Regions from separate parts of the Homo sapiens genome. Here region 1 is linked to region 2. The links are chromatin loops, found by intact Hi-C in ENCODE. Cell type or tissue: endothelial cell of umbilical vein. All regions are shown on one strand. Links, peaks and the distances in the headings refer to the core of each region. The heading gives the core; the rest is flanking DNA.

Region 1 (11,461 bases), core at 3,980-6,479, 77 kb before region 2:
TATATGTTTAACAAGAATTTGAGTGATTCATAGATGCTCTATCCATATGAGCTTTGAAATGAGAAGTTTGTAGAGTTCATAACTAATTTTCCCTATGATATCATAAATCCATTCTCCAAGGTTGACTTTGTCAGAGTCCAAGTAAGGCGTTGAAGATATTTAGCTTGATTCAATCAAGTGCTTTTTAGGAGGAGAATAAAGGGAGTGATAATAAGATACGGAGCAAGAATCATTAATTATAGTATCTCATTTACTCTCAAGCGTAATGAAGAAGTTATATCTGTTAATGTTCTTGATGGAATTTGAGGAGTTTTCTATTACATTACACTCAACAGTGGTTCAGTAAATGTGAGTTTAGTTAAATTTCTTTCATTACGGGCCTTAGGTGTGGGGGGTGATACATAATAAGAACACACTATTTCTTAAACGCATAAAAATTTTCTGACCATTTAAAAGAACCTTGTTTAAACTGGTTTTCTTTGTGTGTGTTGTGTTGAATGAATTGAAAAGTAGATATAATTATATATGCTGTTAATTTAACTACATAAAGGTGAAAAAACAAACTTGAAAAAGTCTTTTTACCCTGTACTTATGCAGAAACATGTGATGACAAGACAACAATTTTATTATAAAAGGAATGCATAGTAGGTCTCATGTAAAATAAAACAAGAAATAAACCTTTAGGTGGCGGCCAAGAGCTATCATTATGAATTCCTTAGCCTGTTTTTATGAGAATTTATGCTCTTGTTTGAAAGTTGTCATGTAAAATGGGCTATTTAAACCACAATAATTCAGTGCAAAGCAAACATAAGGACAAAATTAGGCCTAAGAAGGAACTAGATTTGAATGTTAATATCATCAAATAATTAATCAAATTTTAATTTTGATTTGATTTGACAGTTGGTGTCTTGATTATGATTAGTAGTTAGAGACCCAGTTCTGGGAAGATAATGGTATTGATATGGAGTTACAGGATTAATTATTCTTAGCACTTAAGTAATTGTTTTAATCTTCACATAAATCATCTTTAAACAAAATGGTAGCTTTTTAAGAACTCAAAGAGTGTTATAAAGATGTCAAAACTGTCCAGATGCTTATTGTACAATTGAAAGCTCCATTCAAAGTTGACACAGGCCCCAGAAGAAAGGTCAGTTATCTAACTCACTTTTGCAACATCTGGCAGAAACTATGACTTGTTGGAGTACCAGTGTGTTCTTCTTCTCCTTTTTTACTGCTCTCCGAAATGAAAGTTTATGATTGTATCTGCCATGTGCCCCTTTCAGTTCTAGAAAAAAAGAAAAGGATAAAATGTTTTTTAAAAGGCATTATGATTTTGTGATGACATGCACTCGTTTCAACTCCTTGTTTGTTCTTTTAATCAGTATGCATTAATCTACTCAAAAAGTTTTAGACATCACTATTAGATATTGTTTTAGAGTAATATTTATGTAAAAATTTTCTCATTAACCATTAATTCTGTTTGCATTTAGATTCATGATACACTTTTTGATAAGGCTTTTTGGCAATATAGACTACATTTGGTAGTTGCTTCTAATTAGTCAGGACTTTTTGATGAAGTGTTTCTAGCTCAATTCTTGTCACCTTAAGTAGTACACATTTAGCAATGGCTGTATACACACCCAGCATCATAGAGAAGCGAAAACAAAGTAAACGACAACCTCAGTACACAAGGAGTTGACAATCTCTCTAGATGCAGCAAGAGAACAGGAACAAATTAAAATAATTCATTAAAAACCACACATTGGTGTTGAGTAATAAAAAAGAAGAAAAGAGAAAGTGTGGGTTGATAGTAATAAAGAAAACCTCCATAGAGAAGATGAATAAACTAGTGAAGTTTCCCAATACACTAATGGGAAAGTAAAGATTGTAATTCTTAAGAAACTCTAGTTCCGTTATTTAATGTCAATATTCCAAAATTATACTTTCACAAAATAGATGCCAGAGTAGCATGAAACAGCTCCTTTTCTAAATATTTTCCACTACATTAATCAATGAAGATGGTGACATCCTTTCTCAAAAAAAAGCCTACTTAGCATGTTGCTGGATTACATAGCAAGCTGCCCACAGAATTATCCAGAAATTATTTCTGTCCTCTAGTAATTTACAATACAAAATTGTCTAGGAAGAAAATTAAGCTAAAAACTTAGAAGGTTGTATCTACGGAATTATGTGATAGAAATGTAATATTTTCTATGTCGCCTTGAATGGTTTTAAAGCGATATTCCCAAGGCCAGGGATCAGGAGAGCCATCTCTAATCTTGACTCTTAGGGTATATATATGGTGATAAAATTGTGGTAAGGAGTCATGATTTCTGTGGGGGCATTTTCCTTCTCTATGAAACCAAAGAGGAGAACCAGAAGATCTCTAAGTGTCCCCTCAACCCTAAAATGTTACATTTTATACATTTACAGAGTAAAGCAATACTTCATTCGACATTATCAAAGCAGAAATTTTTTTTCCATCTGATGAGCAAACTCATGGCATAGTTTCAGTGGGAATTGCAAAATGAATCCCACTATATATGAAGCCCCACACATAGGTTGAGAAGGGCTCCCTGGCAGTGCTCAACCTACATGATTGTGTGTGTTGGCTCTATAATCATAGCAATAAAAAAAAGAAGACACAGATAGTTTCTCTCAACTAAAATTTTGTATAATAGTGGTTAGTTTTTAAGTCAACTACACAGTCCCCCAGAAAACCTGGAGTCTTTAATCAAGGTAAAAACTTTTAAATGCAAAATCAGTAACCTAAGAAAAACTCAAAGAACTGATTTTCTTGTAGGTAAAATTTACCAAATCTGTTAAGTGCTATGAAACCAGTATATATTATGGTGTGTCAGTGTTGTTTTCATAAACTTACAAGACCTAAAACTTACAAACAATTCTAAAATAGTAGGTGAGTGTGTCTTCTTAGTACTTAATAAATGTAATATGAATTAAAATTTAACTTCAAATATGCCAAAAGCGTAAAGAGTCAGCCACTATGCAAAAGGACTTAGTATACATGTATATAGCCATGAAGAATTCAGATATTAGAATTTATATCTCTTTAGTTCAAAGCAATGCATTTCAATCTTAGTGGGCCATTTACTTTCACGTGCAATATACTATTGCACACTTTTGAAAATGAGATGAAAGTCAATAAAAGAAAGATGAACATCCAATTCCCAAAACTTAAAAAAAAATCAATTCAAAGTGTATGCCTATTTGATGATAGGAGGTTAGAGAAAACCTCCGTATTGTGAAAGCTTTCATTATTTGATTTTTCGTATGTAATAAGCAGTATAAAATGATGGACATGCCTCCTGTCTCCAATACCACACAAAAGTAAGTAAGAGAAAAAACCTTTCTGTTCCATCTCCCTACAATAATTGCTTCAGAAACCACAGTTAATCTTGGGATACACCATTATTCTGCTGCTTGCTAGTGGACCATACAATGTGAGAAAGTTATTTTTATCTTGAGTGGCAACAATTCAGCAGGATAGACTTGCCAATTTGAGTCCCACTCTTCACTATTTCATTGGGGTGAATGATGTCTGATGTAGACAAGTATAGAAGTTGGCAGATCTCATTGATTTTATTCCCTGTGAATCTACAAATGGGACAGATATTTATTTATTTATTTATTTATTTATTTTTAAAGGCAGTCTATTTAGAATGCTGTTTTCTAAGGCAACTTTTTTTCACATTTTACTATATTAAAGAAATACTCAAAATCGCTTTAATCATAATCCTTTGCACGAAGTCAGTGGGACTGGGATTTAAACAACTATTGAAAAATAATACACAGAAGGAGTGAGAAAAGAATGTCATCCAGCAACAATACATTTTTTTTTTTAAGTTGGAGCAAAATGCCGAACTTCTAATAGAGGGGCTGCAAAGAGAAGAAGAAAAGGCGGTCAGAAAGAATATAAACTAAAGGTAAATAAGAAGAATGAAAGTCGGGACAATACAAAAATGGCTAAAGATTGAAGTGGGAAGAGTGTAATGCACAAAAGTGAAGCCGGAGAAAAAAATGATGAAATGTAGAACAGGAACAGCGGCACAGAATGGAAAAAAAGGAGGTCAGAAAAGCACAAAGAGGGCTGAAGAACAGCAAACAAAGAAGTAGTATCAAATGGAAAGGGAGCAAGTGTCTAGATTATAAAGTGGGGGGAGAAAACATCAACATTCGGGAGGGAGGGCGGCAGCAGAGTGAAGAGCCAGAGCCACGGGAGGAGCCCAGTCATTTTGCTTTGTCTTCTACAAGTGGAGTTTATGCCACTTGACTGGAGCTTGCAAATGGATGTGAATTATTTTACTGGCATTCAAAGTCCTGCTGTAACGTTGTTAGGAATTTGGCATGGTAGTGTCAGCCTTAACAAAGGCTATCAACTTTCCTCACGTTAAACCAAAGCAGCTAAATTTACATCCTTTTGCAGCTTTCAAGCTTTTTTCAAATGGCATAAACTGGCAATAGCTAGGCTTGAAAAATTCTGGGCATTAAAGAAAGCAAAGAATCTGTTTTCATTAAAGATAATCTTATGATCATTTGCTCACATTCTTATTGCTTTAGTTTATAGTTTTTTTAAGAAATCAAGTTTACTTGAATTTAGATGGTTTTATGAAAATTCTAAAAATTCTTGAAATATGGAAATACAGTTTGCAACTACAAGGACCAAATTGCTAAGATAAACTATCAAATCACCATTAAAAAGGGCCCTTTGTCTAAGTAGTTACTTTTAAAATTGCTTTTGAGAAAAAAAAAAAAAAGGTCTCCTTAAAGTTGCAAATAATGACACCAAGAATGATTTGTTACATAGCAGGTCAAAGTAAATCAGTAGTTTCTTAACTTTGAACTGGAACTAGAAACCTAGATATATTTTCTGTTCTTCTGTTTTCTCCTTCTCCTCCTTAATAGCCTCTGAGCAAATTATCTACTGAGTGAAGTTTTATATCTTCAAGTTCAGCTCTGGTTAGGTGTTCACTTTGTTTCTCCATGGGAACAAACACGTTACCATGGGAACTGGGTAGCACAAACTATAAACAGTACTGAAAGCTTTTAGAAAGAACCACGCTTATAGCACAATGTTAACTATACAATGCAAGTGCTAGCTGGCCATTCCAATACCTAGCATATTATGGCATCTCAAAAAGAATAACTTGATCCTGTGCCTTATCAAATGATGAAAAAATAAATAAAACAAAAGGAAACTATACTTTTTTCTCATTAGAGAAAATGCAAAAGTTTGTTTTCATTAAAAAAGTTAAAATCCACAAAACATATTAATTGTGGTGATTATTTGCATTGACTTAAAAGATACACTTAAGTTTCTTCATACGATGAGTGCTTTTTGCACACTGACATTATCTTACATACCATATCTGCTTTGACATATGCTGGGTCTTAAGTCAGGGAAAAAGAAGTAAGAAAGAACAAAGGGGTTAGCACTAAGGGTCTAAAAGTCGGGTGAGTCACCAGCATTCCAAATCATCATATCCCAGGGTAGTGGAACTATGTTTCTGGGCCAGGAATGATTTATCAGGGGTTGGAATCTGGTGGGGAGGGTATGACAATAGGAATTGCAGGCAATGTTAGGGCTTTAGTGCTAGGCAAGAGAAAGATAAGGCCCATTCAGTTAGAAGCAAAGCTCCAGCCAGTGTCTAGGGAACGGAGTGTGAAGTTCAAGGCCAAATACTAGTCATGAGGCAGGGCCCCTGTTCAACAAGTGATGGTTTAGCTTAGGGTGTGGAGTGGAGGATGCCTACAATGACAGGCACACAAAAGTGAAGTTTAGGTAACAGCATTGTTGGATATCTGCAGCTTGCTGACACCTCACAGGCGCTCTGCATACTGGGCCCTGGAATACATGGTTTACTCCAGACTCGAGTTAATGATTGTGGCTAGAGCTTTTAATATATTGCCTGGTTTCATTAACATCATTAACATTGATTCTGTGGATAGGTGATGCTGGCAGCAACTGAAAACAGAAAGGAGACCTGATTTTCTAAAGATCAACCCACTATAAGACCTCCACATTTAATGTTTAACGTTGGTACACTTGTAGATAGAAAGAAGCATTTGCAATTCATTGGCAAAGGAAGAATGCCCATGCAGGCCACACATTTGGTTCCATGTTCTGAATAGTATGCTATCATGGCAATTATTGCGTGTTACCTTTAGGTGAGGAAATGTCTGATGTGACATCAGTCTCTTTGATAAAAGCAATGAAATAAACTTCAATAAAAGAGTTAACATTTTTAAAAAAATGTTCTTAGGTGCCATCTCCTTACCTTGTATTTTTCGGAGTCCTTCAGTGGCTGTTTGGCAGAGGCTCAAAGCAATTTCAGGGAAACAATTTGAACTGAACTGTGTGGTTCATGAAGTTTGAGATCAACAGACTGGCAACTCTTCAGCTTTCAGAAATAATGTGGTCATGCTGTGTGTGTCTCATTGCACTTCTGGGTTATGGTTTATTTAGTTTTATGGAACAAAATAGGTTTCCATGTAAAATAACATTTTCACCTATAAATTAGGAGCAAATAAAACAAAATTAATTTTGATGTAAAAATCTAGTCTCCCCTGTAACCCACATGTAAATTCCCCATGTTATAATTAGAGAAATGCTCTTACTAATATAAGACAAAAGATATGAAAATAAAAAGGCAATTGCCATTTTAAAAGGAAGTAGAAATTCAAAAGAGGAAGGTGTGAGGTTTAACAAAACATTAGAATTAAAAATGATACCGACAAACTAAGAAAGAAGGAAAGTAAGCTGATATTTTTATTTTATTTTTACACTATAGAATTGAATGCAATGTGTAATGTCCCTCTTATGATTTGGAAGTTGAAACAAAACTAAAGCAATGTGTTAGAGTCTCTCCTCATGACCCTGTTCATAGCAGTCAGGTAACTTAGTTCCCCCTTTCTTTTTTTTTGGAGAGGGAGTCTCGCTCTGTCGCCCAGGCTGGAGTGCAGTGGCGCCATCTCGGCTCACTGCAAGCTCCGCCTCCCGGGTTCACGCCATTCTCCTGCCTCAGGCTCCCGAGTAGCTGGGACTACAGGCGCCCGCCACCAAGCCCGGCTAACTTTTTTTTGTATTTTCAGTAGAGACGGGGTTTCACCGTGTTCACCAGGATGGTCTCGATCTCCTGACCTCGTGATCCACCCTCCTCGGCCTCCCAAAGTGCTGGGATTACAGGAGTGATCCCAATACTGGGGCTGACCTCAGGACTCGGAGTACAAAACAGAACACAGCATAGCGGGTGAGAGTGATAGTTCAATGAATAATGAGAATATAGTGCATTAGAAGTAGCTATGAAATGCTGCGAAAGATAAACAATGCTGGACACTAAATAAAATGGTAAGAATTAATATATAGTATTACAATAGGGAAAAGAGTGCAACGTGAACTAAGCTCAACAATGACCTGTACAGAGGTGATTAGGTATTTTAATGGGAGAATGAAGGAGCAGGGAGAAGGTGAGTTGGGATTCCATAGTTTTTCAGGAAAATGAAAAATTACAAAAATCCAGAAACGAGGTTAGTCCACGTGAAACCCATCTAGCTTTGTTTACTGGTGTTTATTGAAGTTCGGCTCCTCCCCTCCCACAGAGACTGGAAAGCGGGATGCTGGTCTCCAGGTGTTGGCTGGGACAACAGGAAATTCTTTATCAGGCTTGGACTTTAAGTGGGGGATAGGCTCATCCTAAGTAAACAATGTTGAGCTGTTAGAAACTGCCTTAGTGTTTGTTCAACCTAGAAAGGTAAGCTTGAGTCCTAGTCAACAAGAGAACTCAGAGGAGCCTGCTAGCGTTTGGTCAAGGTGATAACCTTTGCTCATACTAAGGAGAAAGGTGCCTGGGTGGGGTCTGAAAACTTTACATCAAGAACCTCTTCAGAGGCCTAATAGGTTTCTCAGTAGACACAATGGAGAATGCCCAGGGCCAAATGATACGTCCTTTAGCAGGAATAGAGTTGTAAATATGGCTTGTGGAGTGGCAGGAAATCAGATCAAAAGGGAATTGGGAGTAAGATCATAGCAGGCTACTGAGTTTGAATTGTATATCATAGTCTAGTGCTTCCCAAAGTGTGGGACTCATTCACAAATAACATTTTGGTTGTATGAGGATGAAGCATGAAATCATATTGTCGCATGATTTAAAAAAATTTTTAATTATCTGTTACCCCCTCTAATTAACTTCCGGAGAAAGGCTTAGGTTGATGCTAATCTGTGTCTTAAATGGTATTTTTTTTTTTTTGAGATGGAGTTTCACTCTTGTCGCCCAGGCTGGAGTGCAGTGGTGCAATCTCAGCTCACTGCAACCTCCGCCCCCCGGGTTCAAGTGATTCTCCTGCCTCAGCCTCCCAAGCAGCTGGGATTACAGGCGCCCGCCACCACGCCTGGCTAAGTTTTTGTATTTTTAGTAGAGATTGGGTTTTGCCACGTTGTGCAGGCTGGTCTCGAGCTCCTGACCTCAGGTGATCCACTCACCTCAGCTTCCCAAAATGCTGGGATTACAGGTGTGAGCCACTGTGCCTGGCCTTAAATGGTATTTTCCAATCAGCCTTTCTAACAAAGAGTAAATGAATTTCTGCCAACATTTAATGATGTAATTTCATTTTCATTAATTTAAAAAAAATAGATTTCTTTTATAGAACTAATAGTCATTTTCCCTTTTAGTAAGTAATATGAAGTTTTCTTTCCAAATATATTTACTTAAGTGAAACACACTGAGTCTGTTTAAAGACAAAGATTACGTGTGGTGGCAGGAGGAAGAGTTAGGATGACTCCCTTCTTTCTGGGTTGCTCCAAGAGGGAAGTGGTGGTGTCATTAACTAAGGCAGGAATTATGGAAAAAAAGCCAGAACAAAAGAGAAGAAAATAAAAACCAAGAATAAGAAATGGCTTGCCTATTATTACTGGATGTGCAACAAAGTTTATTTAAACCAAAGTCCTATAACTTCAAGGACATACCCAACCCACCCTCACATTCTCTCTAATACAGCCAATAAAAGCATGCCATAAAACAACCTCATCATTTCTACAACCTGCCTTCTCACAGCCTGCCATCACCTTCAAAATGCTGGGTGTTTTTTTGTTCTGCTAGGCATTTATCCTAGGTTACATCCTTGGTTCTTATGCAATTTGGTCTTGACTTTAAACGTAGAGCTTTCTTTGGTCTTTATTTTACTGCTTTCACTTCAGGGCACAACTGAAATGCTGTATTCAGCCAAGCTTTTGGACCCTTGGGTCAAAGATCCTGGCACCCATGCTCCTCCAGTAACAGGCAGGCTTGTGTATGTACTTTCTCTCTCTCTCTCTCTGTGTCTCTCTCTCCCCCCATTCCCCCCCTGGAGGATAATCCCCCCTTTGCATGGGGGATTATTAGTGTGTCCTTGAAATATATTGCTTTTTATGTATCATGCATTAAGATATCAGATGTCAGGAATGCAAAGACTTTTTTCTTCTTTGGATATCAGTCAGTCATTCTTTTTGGAGTAATTTAAATTAAATCCCTCTTTTGGAGCAAGACCTTCAACTTTTGATTTTTCTTTTTGAAGCAGATCTCTTTGCCTTTTGAACTTCTTTCTGAGGTTCATATCTGAAGCTATTCTGTCTGTCTTCTGAGATGATGTACCTTATCATATAAAAATGTATGCTGTGGGCTGGGCGCGGTGGCTCACGCCTGTAATCCTAGCACTTCGGGAGGCCAAGGCAGGTGGATCACCTGAGGTCAGGAGTTTGAGACCAGCCTGACCAACATGGTGAAACCCCGTCTCCACTAAAAGTACAAAAAACTAGCCGGGCGTAGTGGCAGGCGCCTGTAATCCCAGCTACACGGGAGGGTGAGGCAGGAGAATCACTTGAACCCGGGGATCCGAGGTTGCAGTGAGCCCAGATCGCGCCACTTCACTCCAGCCTGGGTGAAAGAGCGAAACTCCGTCTTTAAAAACTCCATCTTAAAAAAAAGTATATTGGACATTAGCTCCTTGAAAATGGCTTTTTCGTGCTGAATGTTCATGGTGAGGTCAGTCTGAATTTTAGTAATTTCAATTGACCCCTTCAAATTGAGTCTTAAATTGTCTAAATTTTTAAGTACAAAATTAGTTTGGTCGTATTTTATTAATCATACCTTATTTGTAATCAAATAAAGTACACCATTATTTTCAACAATTTTAAAAATTTTGCGGAATTTGGAGTTATGGTGTTGTAATAGATGCACATTTTTAAATAAGTTCAAAATTTTTATATAAAACTTATATATGTAATTAAACCCAAGAATAGCTGTTCCTTTCTGTTAATAGTCTATTTTTCAGTTATGGGTTTACTTTGGATGAAATTTTGACAGAGATACTTGAGAATTAAAGATCTGAAAATGAATTACATTTATAAAAATACACAAGTTCATACTTCCTATATTACATATAAAAAGATATTTTTGTCATGGGATATTTTATGTTAGCTTTAAGACTTCCATTTTTTAAAAAAGATGAGTCATTTCCTCTGTCTGGGAGATGACTGTGAGTGGTAAAAGTCTGGGTACATATGTTAAGGTCACAGAACTTTGTTAGAGCACAGAATCCACGTTCAGTTTCAAATTTCGTCTTGACTTTGAAATAAAGCAATGGTGTTAGATAAAGAAATGAAGGAATGATTTGACTAAGGTAAACCTTCTGTATCCCCGGTTAGTATCTCCTGTAGAAATAGGTCATATCCTAAGCCTTGGACTTTGAAATTTTCATTCTTAGGTCTATAATGAACCAAAATTCTTACTAAGACAAACACTTCTTGCTTAACTTTTGATTAACTTGCACATGCAAGGACATGAATTTATATTGAAGAGTGATGTCATAGCTGTAACAAAAGGGATTAAAAAAAAAACTTAGGCATTTATGCCAGTCTTTTTCTTTTCTTTTCTTTTTAAACAGAGTCTCACTCTGTCGCCCAGGCTGGGGTGCAGTGGTGTGATCTTGGCTCACTGTAACCTCCACCTCCCAGGTTCAAGTGATTCTCCTGCCTCAGCCTCTTGAGTAGCTGGGACTACAGGTGTGTGCCACCACACCTGGCTATTTTTTTATTTTTAGTAGAGATGAGGTTTCACCATGTTGGCCAAGCTGGTCTCGAACTCCTGACCTCAGGTGATAATGCCCGCCTTGGCCTCCCAAAGTGCTGGGATTACAGGCGTGAGCCACTGCGCCCAGCCTATGCTAGTCTTTAGCTCAGAATTTTAGCAGAGTAAAAGTGGGCTCTACTACCTTACTTAATAGCTGTTACTCAGTCTCTTTCAGCCTTTGGATTCACCTGTGTAAAGAGAGATGATAAAACTTTATTCATTTGTTGTGAAAACTAAATTAAAAAGCATATTAAATGTGGTAATATTTGTAAAATGCCTAGGAGGTCATCTAGCATATAGTTATTGTTTGTTCCTAAGTCCCTCAACTCATTCCTTCATCT
Region 2 (11,461 bases), core at 4,668-7,167:
AACAGAGCTCCCAGACAGTGCACAGACCCCAAAAGGGAGAACTACCACCCGCTCTTTGATTCTCATTGTATGCTTCAGCTCAACTCCAGACTTGCAGTTCCCTGAGCGTGGGAGGCTATTTCAAGCCCCTGGTCTTTGAATACGCTTTCCTTTGTGCTGCCCAGTCAACTACCGCTCTTCTTTCTAGTTCACACCCACCTGTTTGTTACCTGCTTTCTTAAGGCTGCCCTGTCTACTCTCCCTTGGCCAAGCAGATTGAGAGGCTCCCTCCTCTGTGTTCCCCTTTCTGTGCACAAACTTGAACCATAACTTTGTTATGGCATTGAGATTCTCTTAAAAGATGGAGAACGTCTTTTATCATTGTGTTTTTCCAGAGCTTTTCATATACTACACACTCAATACTTATTAAAATAGAGGAAGGAAACTTTTTTGAAAAATCTCTCTTCTATTAGAATCCTTCATGCCACTCTGCCTAAGAATGTTCAAAAACTCTCTTGATTTTCTTATTTTTCTTCTTAACCTACTCCTCTTTCCTTTTTTTCCTCTCTATCTAGTTGTTCAGGTTTTCTAGGGCCTAAGTCTCACATCTTTCTATTGCAGAGATTCCTTGAATTTTCAGCACTTCCACAACCATTTCTATATTAGTGATTTAAAATCTAATAAAATAAAACTAGTGGGTTTTTTAAAAGTCTTTATTTATATTTGGTACACTTTCAGTTCTTTGTTTTATTCCTTGTACTGAAGATCTGTTAAGAGAGGAAAAAACAGGGATAGTAGGCATAAAAATCAGTCAGCGTGTATTTTCAAGGAATCTCTGCTATCCTCTGGTGTGATAATTTGCAAGTAACTGAGTCTGACATGCTAAGTGCTTTTCAAGTGTAATATTAGTCATCCAGCTTTGACAAGAGTCTGATAACATGGGTATTTTATTATTTATACTTTACAGACGGGTCAAATGAGGCTGAAAGAGATTGGAAATTTGCCCCAAGCTACCAATATGTGTTAGAGCCTGGACTCTAACCTGCATCTGTCGAATCAACATTTAATCAGTAGTTCCAAAGGAACACTTAAGACGTGGCTTCAACATAGAATTTTTTATGACAACTCTGTACTTTCTCAACTTATCATTCTATAGCTATCTTTCAAGTAAAGCTAAGAGTGCAAGAGGTCTCAAATTCCTGCAGCCATTTGATATATGGGGGTTATATTTCAATCTTTTACTATCTTGCTTTGTCTCATCGATGAACAAGTATCTATAAAATACGACTTGTCTGAATCCACCTGCAATGTTTTTGTATTTCTTGCATACACAAAATCATTTTACAAATGTAAAGGGCAAGAATAAGACTCAGTGGTTTGACAGAATTTTTGCTATGTAAGTTAGGAGGTGGAAATTTGAAATTCACTAAGAATGCTGAGAGAGGTACATTTTGTACATCAAACAATATCACAATCAGGCTCCCGGTACACCAAATGGCTTCTTCTAGTTGATGTTTTCAAGATTAAGTATGCTTTTCCTATAGAGCTACAGTAAGACATGACAGCGATCAGATTCCTTGGCTGATTAAACACTTAGTGAACACTGAAATAGACTTCACACCTCTTTCCCTCCAGGCAAGACAGAAGCCCATGTGGGAGCTCAACAGCAGTCATCCTCTCTGGAGAAAGGGAAATAAATACCTGATCACTACAGTAATTCAATATCAGAAGAGAAACCCAGGAGCTGAGCACATTGCACAGTCCTCAGCAAGTGGTAAATAGCCAAATGTGACTTCAGTGGCAAGTCAGTCCACAGGCACTCAAAATCTTTTGATTTCTGAAGAAATAGTGTTGATCAATTTAGTCTGTGACTTAAAAAAGCAAGTGAACTCTGTAGTGATGAATTCTTATGACTACAAATAGCAGGGTGGGTTCACACAACAATGGATTTGAGGGTAGTTATGCAGTTCTGTGTTGTCCTGGGAGTTGTGGAGGAGGTTGCGAGAATGATTCTGCATTTGCCAAGTAAAGAATAATGCAAGCTATCCTCATCTCCAAGTTTAGATCTGACTTTCTTCTTCAAAATAGAGTTTCACATGGCTATGAGAGGATACTTGGGGAAGCTCTGGAGTTAGGCTACCTGGGCCAGAATCTTGACTCTGCAACTTACTAGATGTTTGACTTTGGACAAGCAACTCTGTTGCTTTCTTTACCTTTAAAATGAAGATGTCAAAAGTGCCTGTTTTATAGGATATTGGGAGTATTAGACTGAAAGATTCACCCAAAGAAGATAACGGGCTTCAGTGCAGTGCCTGGCACTTAGTACTACCCAATATATGCTACTTTCCTGTGATCCTACTACCTAGTCAAATGTAAGTAATCTGGCTTTGCCTCAAGTCACATTTTAAAATAGTGAAGTTGATGACCATTGTATTCCATATACAGTAAACACTAAGACATTAACCTTGCTATGTATCAGGGCACAAAGAGAAGTGTGCTGAACCCAGTTTGTATGTTCCCATCACGTAGATTTTCTTGGCATTGCCTGTCTGCCTACATGTACTCTTTTCCTGTTGTCATAAAGGTCATCACAGTAATCACCTCATTTCCAAAAAGCATCAGTTGTTTCTGCCTCCTCTAAGATGAAATGAGCCATTATAGCTCATTTCCAGCACCTAGGTCCAATCTAACAGGACCCATGGGGGCCAAGGTTTGTCCACTGACTGCCCAAAGGGGCTTGGCAATGCACTTCAGTGTTATGGGAGTTAATGCCCTGTGGGTGAACCTTGACTAATGAAAGAGACAAAGGAAGAATAAAGAGAAGAAGTCACTCATCTTTTTTTCCCAGAGGGCCTGGTCTGAGATACAATGGTTTCATGTGGAACCACCGTATTCGTGAAAAATCACCTAGTATTTGCTTCACTCTTTTCCTACCTCATTTCACTTTCTCTTTTACTCTTGCTTCCTTGGCACTGTAGTCGTCAATAAAGTGCCAGTAGGTTAGTTTCGCCTTAAGACACTGTTTTCTAGGGATTCAGTGACAAGAGGCAATACATGTTTTCCCATGATATGTAATATTTTAATAGCAACTTTAAAACAGTGTGATATTGACTACTTTATTGCCATGGCAACATAGAAGACTGAGGAATGTATTCCTCAGGAAGGAAGGAAGAAAGTGTCAGGTAGATTTTTTTAAAAGGATGAATAGAGTTTATGAAAGATCAATAGAGATGGGCAAAAGAAGCAGAAAGAACAAATTGAGTTAAGGCAAAGATGTATACATGAATGCAAACTTACTCTAAAGAGGGCCCTATGACTGAAGTGGAGGGTATGTGGAGGCATTGGTATAGATAAGTTAGAAAAGGATGCATGACTCAGGTTGCGAAGGGCACTGGATGCTATAGTGTTATACTTTGGTTTCACTCTAGGCAGACAGAAGCTTTCAAAGATTTTGAGTAAGGAGGTGATATGATCATATGAAAGATACTGGAGGTAAGCAGCCCACTTAGGTGGCTACTTGCCACAGTCCACATATCAAAAGACAAGAGCCCAAACTAATAAAGGGGAAAAACTAGAAAGTGAAGAATAAATGCTAGAGATACTGTGGAGGTAGAATCAAGAAGACTTGGAAAATTTTGCATGTGGAGTAAGACATTGGGGTCAATGATGATGTTCATATGTTAGCTACAGGAGAGAGGAAGACATAATTTTGAGGAAGAAGCTAATTTTATAATAATGTAGTTAATTTCTCCAATGAACATCTAGGTAAAAATTACTAAAAAATATTTGGAAACACAGATCCAAAACTAAAGAATGTTGCTACCTTTTGGATAGACTACTCAAAGGATTTCAAGACATTGTAGAATAATGAAATTTATAAATACAAATTCATCATGAAGTCCAACCATCTATCCCTGAAAACGTGCATAAAAGATAATGGGAAGCTCTAATAAGCTTGAATAAGGATGACTACTCATGCAATGAGCAGTAGAGATTACAAACAACTGGACTGAGATGTAAACTTATTAGTTCACTCTAACTTGAACATCTGGGTACCTTATAGAACACAGGAGTCAGATATAGCCTTCAGAAAATGACAAATTATTATGTGCTTGAGACTTTTAGGATCCTTCCTGATTATGCAAAATTGGGACTAGTAGGAATTATTTATAAGTATAAAAGACATTCATATTCAGGAATAAATGAACAAGGCAAGACAGTGGAGAAATAGACCTAAAAGTGTTTTTGGAATATAAAGATTTATTAGGAAGGAAAGAAAACCTCAAATATGTTTATATTCCAGTAAAATGTGGTCCAATTTTTAGAAATAATAATAGCTAATATTTATGAAGACATTATCACCTGCCGTACACTGCTGTAGGGGCTTTACATGTGTCAACTCTCTTAATCCTTGCAAAATCCTGATGATAGGTTTTATTATTACCAGTTCTTTTGAGATGAGGGAACTGAGGCACACTAAGGACGTAGATCACATGAGTGATGAGCCAGGTTGGAATGCTATGTCAGTGCTCCAGCCTTTAACCATGTGCCATTTAACCTCCTTAACCCTGTGAGAATGTAACGATATTTTTCACATTTGTATAGCAATTTATAGTTCTTAATGCATTATTTCATACTGATGTACAACAAAACTATACTTGGAAAGGATAGAGTGTTATTAAGGGAATTGAGGCTCAGGAAGTTTGCGTTCTGCAAGGTTATACAAGCTATTTTACAGCTTTTCTCTCACATGAGCTTACTTTGAAGGTAAATAATATCAAGCCTAGAAAATACTTAGATCTGAGTAGAGAAGATAAAAAATACAAAGGTAAGCAACCAGAATGTGATATAGGAAATGAAAATTTTACTTCCTACAATAAGCATTAGCCCTAGCAGCCTCCTTAGGGTCTGTTACTGGGGAGGGAGAGCTCCGACTGCCAGACTTCTCCATTGAACGTGTGTCCTCCCTCCACAGTTTGCAGGAAAATAAATGTACTCTATGAGATTAAATTAAGGGAAAGAAGACTCCAGATCATTTCACCCAAAGCCTACTAAGACATAGTGGACAACTCTTTTACACCTCACTGCCCTGTGTAATCTGGCCTTCAGTGTGCTCAGAAAATAGGACCATTTTCCCTTTATTGCTCCAAGAAGTTTTCTGGATAACTTTGTATGGAGATGAAAGAAAATGGCCATCCTTTTTCATAAAATGATTTAATTAATACTGTATCCTTAATGTTATTATGGTTTAGATATCACCAAACAATTGTGGATGAAGATGGAAACTCAGTCATTTATTCAACAAATATTTATCTCTAGTGAAGTGCGGCATTTGAGAATTGACTCTGAAACCAGACAGGGTTCAAATCTTGCCTCTGCCTTTTATTCCCTGTGAGATTGGTCCATGCCACAGTTTTCTTACCTGTAAATAGGGCCTAATAATAAATAGTACCTAGATCACAGAGTTGTTATGAAAATGAGATGCATGACACATAGATTCTACATCAATATTAGGGTATTATCAAGGGCTGCTTGTGTGCCAGGCACTGTTTTAGGGACTGGGAATAAAATAATTATCAAGATAGACAAAGCTCCTAATTTTACATAGCCTGTATTTAGTCATTCTAGTCAGAAAGATAGATAATCAGCAAGCATCAAGTTCAGTATACACTGTGGTTTCAAGTTGTGATCTAAATTGCATAATGGTTGTACATATTCTTATATTCAACAATATGATACTTAGATGGTTATATTAGCTAACTAGCACTTAACAGTTTTCAAGCACCATCCACATCTCTTATAATCATTGCACATATTTATTAGCTCAGCAGTTACTAGGCACATATTATTTTGAATCCTCCTCCAAATTCAGAAGGAGAAGAAATTGAGATTCAGATAAATTCAATAACTTGGTAGGTGGTGGAAGTAAAATCTAAATCCACGTTTGTCTCATTTTGAAGTCCATGCTCTTTCATTGCTCTGTACTGCCTTACAACCATGAGATGTGATGTAACAGAAATTAGATCCTTTTCCAGCTGAGGAAAGTGACTCAGATTGTCTTGGGTCAAGGTCACATAGCTTAGGAAGTGAAAGAGCGGGAGTATGAATCCAGGTTCTTGGATTCCCGTTTCCATTTTTGTTTTTGTTTTTTAACTATAGCAACAGAAAAATTTCACAAACACTTGAAGAATTGAAATACTGCCTAGATGTTCAAAGCACTCAAACTTTACTGTTACTATTCATATTATTTTATGACTTAAATCACATATGCTTTTAAAAATTCTTATCAACTCTGTGTATGAGTCATTTTTGGGGGGAGAAGAGGAAAAGAGGAAGGAAATTTCCCAGAGAGACAATTTTTAAAATAGTGGTTAGGTTCTTAGACTAGCCTATGAACGCCTCCTTAACATTTAGGGGCATGGAAATACAATGTTAATGGAAGTCACCAGTTTCTAATGATTGATTAGTTCTGTTTACTTACATAAGAGGAGTTTTCTTTCTAGGACAATCTGAATCAAAGTAATGGGACCGCTGTTCAGTTGGGAGAGGAAGGATGGATGTCAGTACAGAGAGGAAACACCCTGTTCCTCAGTGGGGCATTCATTATTCTGAGAAGGCTCTCATTGTCATTCTCCTGCAACAATCCCATGACAGCATTAGTGCAGACGTTTCTGACTTTTGTGTGAGACGATAGTCATATTCTCTACAGTTTTTAATTGTTTAAAAATAGCACAACTCTTCTTAAGTTAATGCAGTGATCTGTCAATTCTCCATCCCCAGTCCCTCTGAAAGGGATTATGTATAGAAAGATTATTTGGAAATCACTTTTCAAAGTAGTATTTCTGATACTTCTACAGCCTCAGTGATATTGGGAATATCTTCCAGGAGAGAGATCAACAGACAAATCAGTATCAGCAGCATTAATATAAAAAGAAATCGTGTGGTAGGGCCACAAACTATCCCTGTAAGGCTCTTAAATTGGCCAGAAATCTTCTTCTGCATTATGTGGTTTACCTTTTGGCAATACAAACACGTGTATCCAAATGAGTCCCAGAGCTCTTTTATATTTCAAAACTTTTACTTTCATCTACCCACCAGTGAAAATAAAAGGGACTTTTCTCGGTTGAATTTCTTCTTTGGAATCCTAAAGCATTCCCCTAAAGTGTTTCTGATGCACACAAACCTTATGAAATCACTTTTTTTCCCCCGTTTACTACATGGTTTCTTTTAACCACTTATACAAAACATTTATTTAAAAATATGCAGCATCATGGTTTCCAGTGTATTGGCACATTGATGATTCCAGAAAGAAGACTGATATTAAATATTATCATGCTATGGTAGAAAGAACACTGGATTAAGAGCCCAGTTCATCCACTAAGAAGACTCATCTGACTCCTTTGAGTGCCATTTTGTTGTAGTGCTTCATACATTGTTGTATGTTGCATGTGTCAGGGCTTAGAACAAGATACTCTGGAGTATGGTGCCTTGGCCTGCTGAGTAATTCAAACTGAAGGAGAATGGGAGAGCCTCTGAAGCAATGCCTCCCTGACCTTCTTTGTTTACCCTCTTTCCATTATCCCCAAAGTAGGTCATAGAAACTTGAATTCCTCTCCCTAAAGCAAACCATAAACTCTAGAAAGGTCACTTTCTTTCTGACCTTCCCCTGCTTTTCTGTGTGAACATAGTCATGAAGGAATTCTTGGACCTACCTGGCCTGAAAGTAGGTCTTAAGACCTTCATTCCAGAGGGGTTCTATCCCAGACTTAGGAGGAAGGAGATGCTATACAGAGAGGTCAAGAAGAATCTGAACAAACAGGCCTTTCTGTTCAAACATATTTGTATACCACTGTACATTCTTCATCAAACCCTGGCACAAAAAAATACATGTTTTTCTGTGGGTCTTTTGGTCTTCATTTCTGAAGGCTCCTACTAATTTGTCTTTTATTATAGGAGTGTCAGCCATAATCCTTGTGATGGGCAAGTGGAAGGTATTCCTTTTTTCTCCTCCACATATGAATAAATATATATTGTGTGAAATTACAAAAATAAAGGTACTCTGAATCTTAAGAAATTCTAAGTAACCTTTCAAAGATAAGAATCTCTCTTCAGCTTGTATCCTAGTGTCTCTCTAATCTCCTTCTTGTGTATCTATAAATGGCTCTGGCATCATTACAAATTGAGCAGCAGGCTGCTTTCTAGATAATTAGCATATTATTAATCTCCTGCAAAATTGAGTGGAATAGGAGCAAATCTGTTTTATAGATTTAGATAATACCTGTTTTGTAGGTATAAAATAGGTATTTGCCCCCACGTAAAATAACTTTCTTATAATTACAACAAAATTCACTAATTAGGTATCTTCAAGAAGTTAGTGCTTTAAAATGATATGAAAAGTTTAAAATAATTTAGTTGCATAGAATAATTAATATGAACAGTATCTTTGGTTTTAGTCTTAAACATATTTGATATTTTGTCTTTTCTTACATATGCTGAAAGTATTTTGGTCATGTTTATTATAAAAAGCCTGATTGATTCCATCTGGTCTTTAAACATAGATTTTTGATCTTAACAATGTAAAATTGCCAGTGCCTGTTCCGTTAATGGGAAACTGATTACTCAATTCTAGGATGCTTGAAAGTAAGAAGAACATATATTTGTTGGGCAGCATTTAAAACTCCTCTAGAGGAACCTTAGTAACTTAAAAAAGCTAATATATGTAATTAAGATAAACTATTTCCTTCTTACTGGCAACATCAGTCTTAGGATGACCTCCTAAGAATACCAGCTTAGAATTTAGGGTGACACATTACCTCAATCTGTTTTGCCTGGGGCTAGTTAATCTCATTTCCCGGAAAGCAAATGAAATCCGTAGGCTTGTATTTATTTAATATGGACTCTATGACTTTAAGCACTAACTTTAGTAATTCTTAATTTTTTTTCTGAAATGGAAAATGGGAAATCACTGTCACAGTTTTCCAGTTAATTGCTCTTTTTCAGCAATGGCCACACACATCTGGATGTGTGTCTAGTTATTACCCTAGGTATTGTGTAAGAAGAAAGTCTGTAAAATATAATTGGGAAAAGATGAGAAACTGTGCTTCTTTTGTTAGTGAGGTTATCACTCAAAATACCACTAACAAGTACATTTTAGCAAAACTCTCATATATTTCTAAAAAAATTCTTTATCAATTTCTTTGATAGGACCATATTATCTTTTTTTTTGGAGAAATTTTAAACAAAGATATAAATTTTGTTTCCACTAAAATCTGATACACAAAAGGAATCTAGTGTTTGCCATTCAGTCATGCATGCAAGCTATGTTCAGCAAACATTTACTGTATCCCAGACACCATGCTTGCAGCTAGGAAAATAATGGCGAAGAAACACACACAGGCCCTGGCCTCCTAGAACTTATCTGAAAAGCAAACATGAATTCTTCACAAAAAATTTTTTTTTTTTTTTGAGATGGAGTTTCACTCTTGGTGCCCAGGCTGGAGTGCAATGGCATGATCTCAGCTCACTGCAACTTCCACCTCCCAGGTTCAAGTGATTCTCCTGCCTCAGCCTCCCCAGTAGCTGGGATGACAGGTGCCTGCCACCACGCCCAGCTAATTTTTGTATTTTTAGTAAAAACGGGGTTTCGCCATGTAGGCCAGGCTGCTCTTGAACTCCTGACTTCAAGTGATCTGCCTGCCTTGGCCTCCCAAAGTGCTGGGATTATAGGCGTGAGCCACCACGCCCAGCCAATAATTGTTGTGGAATAATTATCTTTTTATAGATACTCTAAAGAAGGCTTTTCTGTGGAACGGCAAAATCCAAAGGTAAAGAGGGAGGAAAGCATTTCAGGTACAACATTTCATTTCTTTGGTGGAAGAAAGCTGAGAAAATTCCAAGAACTAAAATAGGTCCTCTGGAGCAGAGCAAATCATTAAAGAGACACTTGATGAGAATGGAGAGATAGGAAGGAACTAAAGAGACCACGGAAGGGCTTATTGGCCAAATACTGATTTCAGCTTTACCCTGAGAACAAAGGAAAGCTATTTAAGAATTTTAAAGCAGAAGCATTGCATTTACTTTTTTGGGGGGAAAAACTATTTTCAATGTAAGAAGTGATTTATTGAGCACCAAAATGGATAAAGAGAGGCCAGCTGGGTTACTATAGTATTCCAGGTAAGGAATGTGGGTAGTTTGGAGTAGGGCAGCGTCAGTGAACATGGAAAGAGGAATACAGGTGAGATCTACTTAGGAGGTAAACCTGACAGCAGGGGCTGATAGATTAGATACAGGGGGAGAGAGGAGCAGAAAGAAGGATGGGTCCTGGGATTTTGGCTTTCAAAATTGAGTGGCTCATAGTACCACACTCCCTGAAGCAGCAAACATTTGGGGGCTAATTTACAAGTCCAGTTTAAGACTGAGATGCATAGGTAGAAAGGAAGAGAGCTGGATATCTGCCTCTGGGGTTCAGAGAGGGACTGGGACACGGATTTAATATTGTTAATGAACGGAGGGTAATAGAAGCAGTGACAAGGATGAGATTGCTCAGGGAAAGAGATGAGGTGCTAGGGCAAGCTGAGCAGAGGAAGGAGAGTGAGCCTGCAAGAACAGGAAAAGATCAGCCACAAGGAGAGCGGAGGCACTGAGACAGTGTGGTTTCTTAGATGCTAAGGGAGAGTAAGTTCCAAGGCATAATCAGTGAACTTCACTGTCGAAATTGCATCCAGCTCATCACCTTTTTCCAGCTCTCTGCTATGGGAACATTGGGAATATCTACTTACTGGCCCACTATGGGTGGGTGTGACCATGTGTTTAGTTTTGGCGAAAGACTTGTGAGCAGGAAGGATGTGTGTTGATTCAGGGAAGAGTTTATAATTGCCTGTGTAAAGTTCACCAGAGATCTCCCTCTATGAAGACACCAATGTTCAAAATGGAGCCTGCTCAGGTGGTCTAAGTCTTTGAGTGATTAAGAGAAAGTCCTCCCACTACTTCTCAATGGACAGGCAAATTGAACAAGAAAGAAATATCTGATGTCCTGAGCCTGAGATTTTGGGAGTTTTTTGTTCATTGCTTTTTTTTTTTTAATCTGTAGCACAATTTAGACCATTCTGACAAGTTTGAACATCTGCTGAGAAATCAAGAAAGATAAAGATTGAAAAAAAATGCGTTGAATTTAGAAAAATGGCCATAAGGAGAACTTGATGAAGGGAGAAGTCCGATTAGAAAGAGTTGAGGACTGAGAAGATAAGGAAATGAACAGCAAGTGTATATGGAGAGATTCTGTCAAAACATTGATTGGTGATAGGGAGCAAAGATGATCATAGTTGCTTGAGAGAGATGTAAATGTTTGTTATTTTTATAAAATGAGGGACATTGGAGAGATGTATGGATAGGAAGGATTCAAATGAGAGAAAGAGGTAAAATATACTGAAAACACAAGAGATACTTGATGTTAAATATTTCTTAAAAAGACAGGAGGGACATG

Evidence for each region. Hi-C counts contacts between places; a loop is a spot of excess contacts. Peaks named below come from ENCODE experiments on the same cell type or tissue, not always from the same donor. Only the 100,000 strongest peaks of a DNase experiment are listed, where the experiment ranks them.
Region 1: it touches region 2 in a loop (7-fold over the local background); 6 of 110 quality-filtered maps call a loop at or near these places.

What each region holds. Positions count from the first base shown.
Region 1 is chr7:20,300,859-20,312,319 of GRCh38, reverse strand. LOC101927769 (a long non-coding RNA gene) reads right to left here. Exons shown (of 5, transcript NR_110117.1): 3 at 11,263-11,308; 4 at 6,297-6,528; 5 at 608-1,285. Among named protein-coding and RNA genes, the nearest start is that of ITGB8, 24 kb to the left of the region's middle. In endothelial cell of umbilical vein, for the core only: no CTCF peak of the experiment used is centred there; DNase peaks (open chromatin) are centred at 5,029 and 5,509; H3K27ac peaks cover 1,486 bases.
Region 2 is chr7:20,224,941-20,236,401 of GRCh38, reverse strand. No RefSeq gene overlaps it. Among named protein-coding and RNA genes, the nearest start is that of GIRGL, 13 kb to the right of the region's middle. RefSeq lists a silencer at 2,896-2,945. In endothelial cell of umbilical vein, for the core only: no CTCF peak of the experiment used is centred there; a DNase peak (open chromatin) is centred at 6,061; H3K27ac peaks cover 1,927 bases.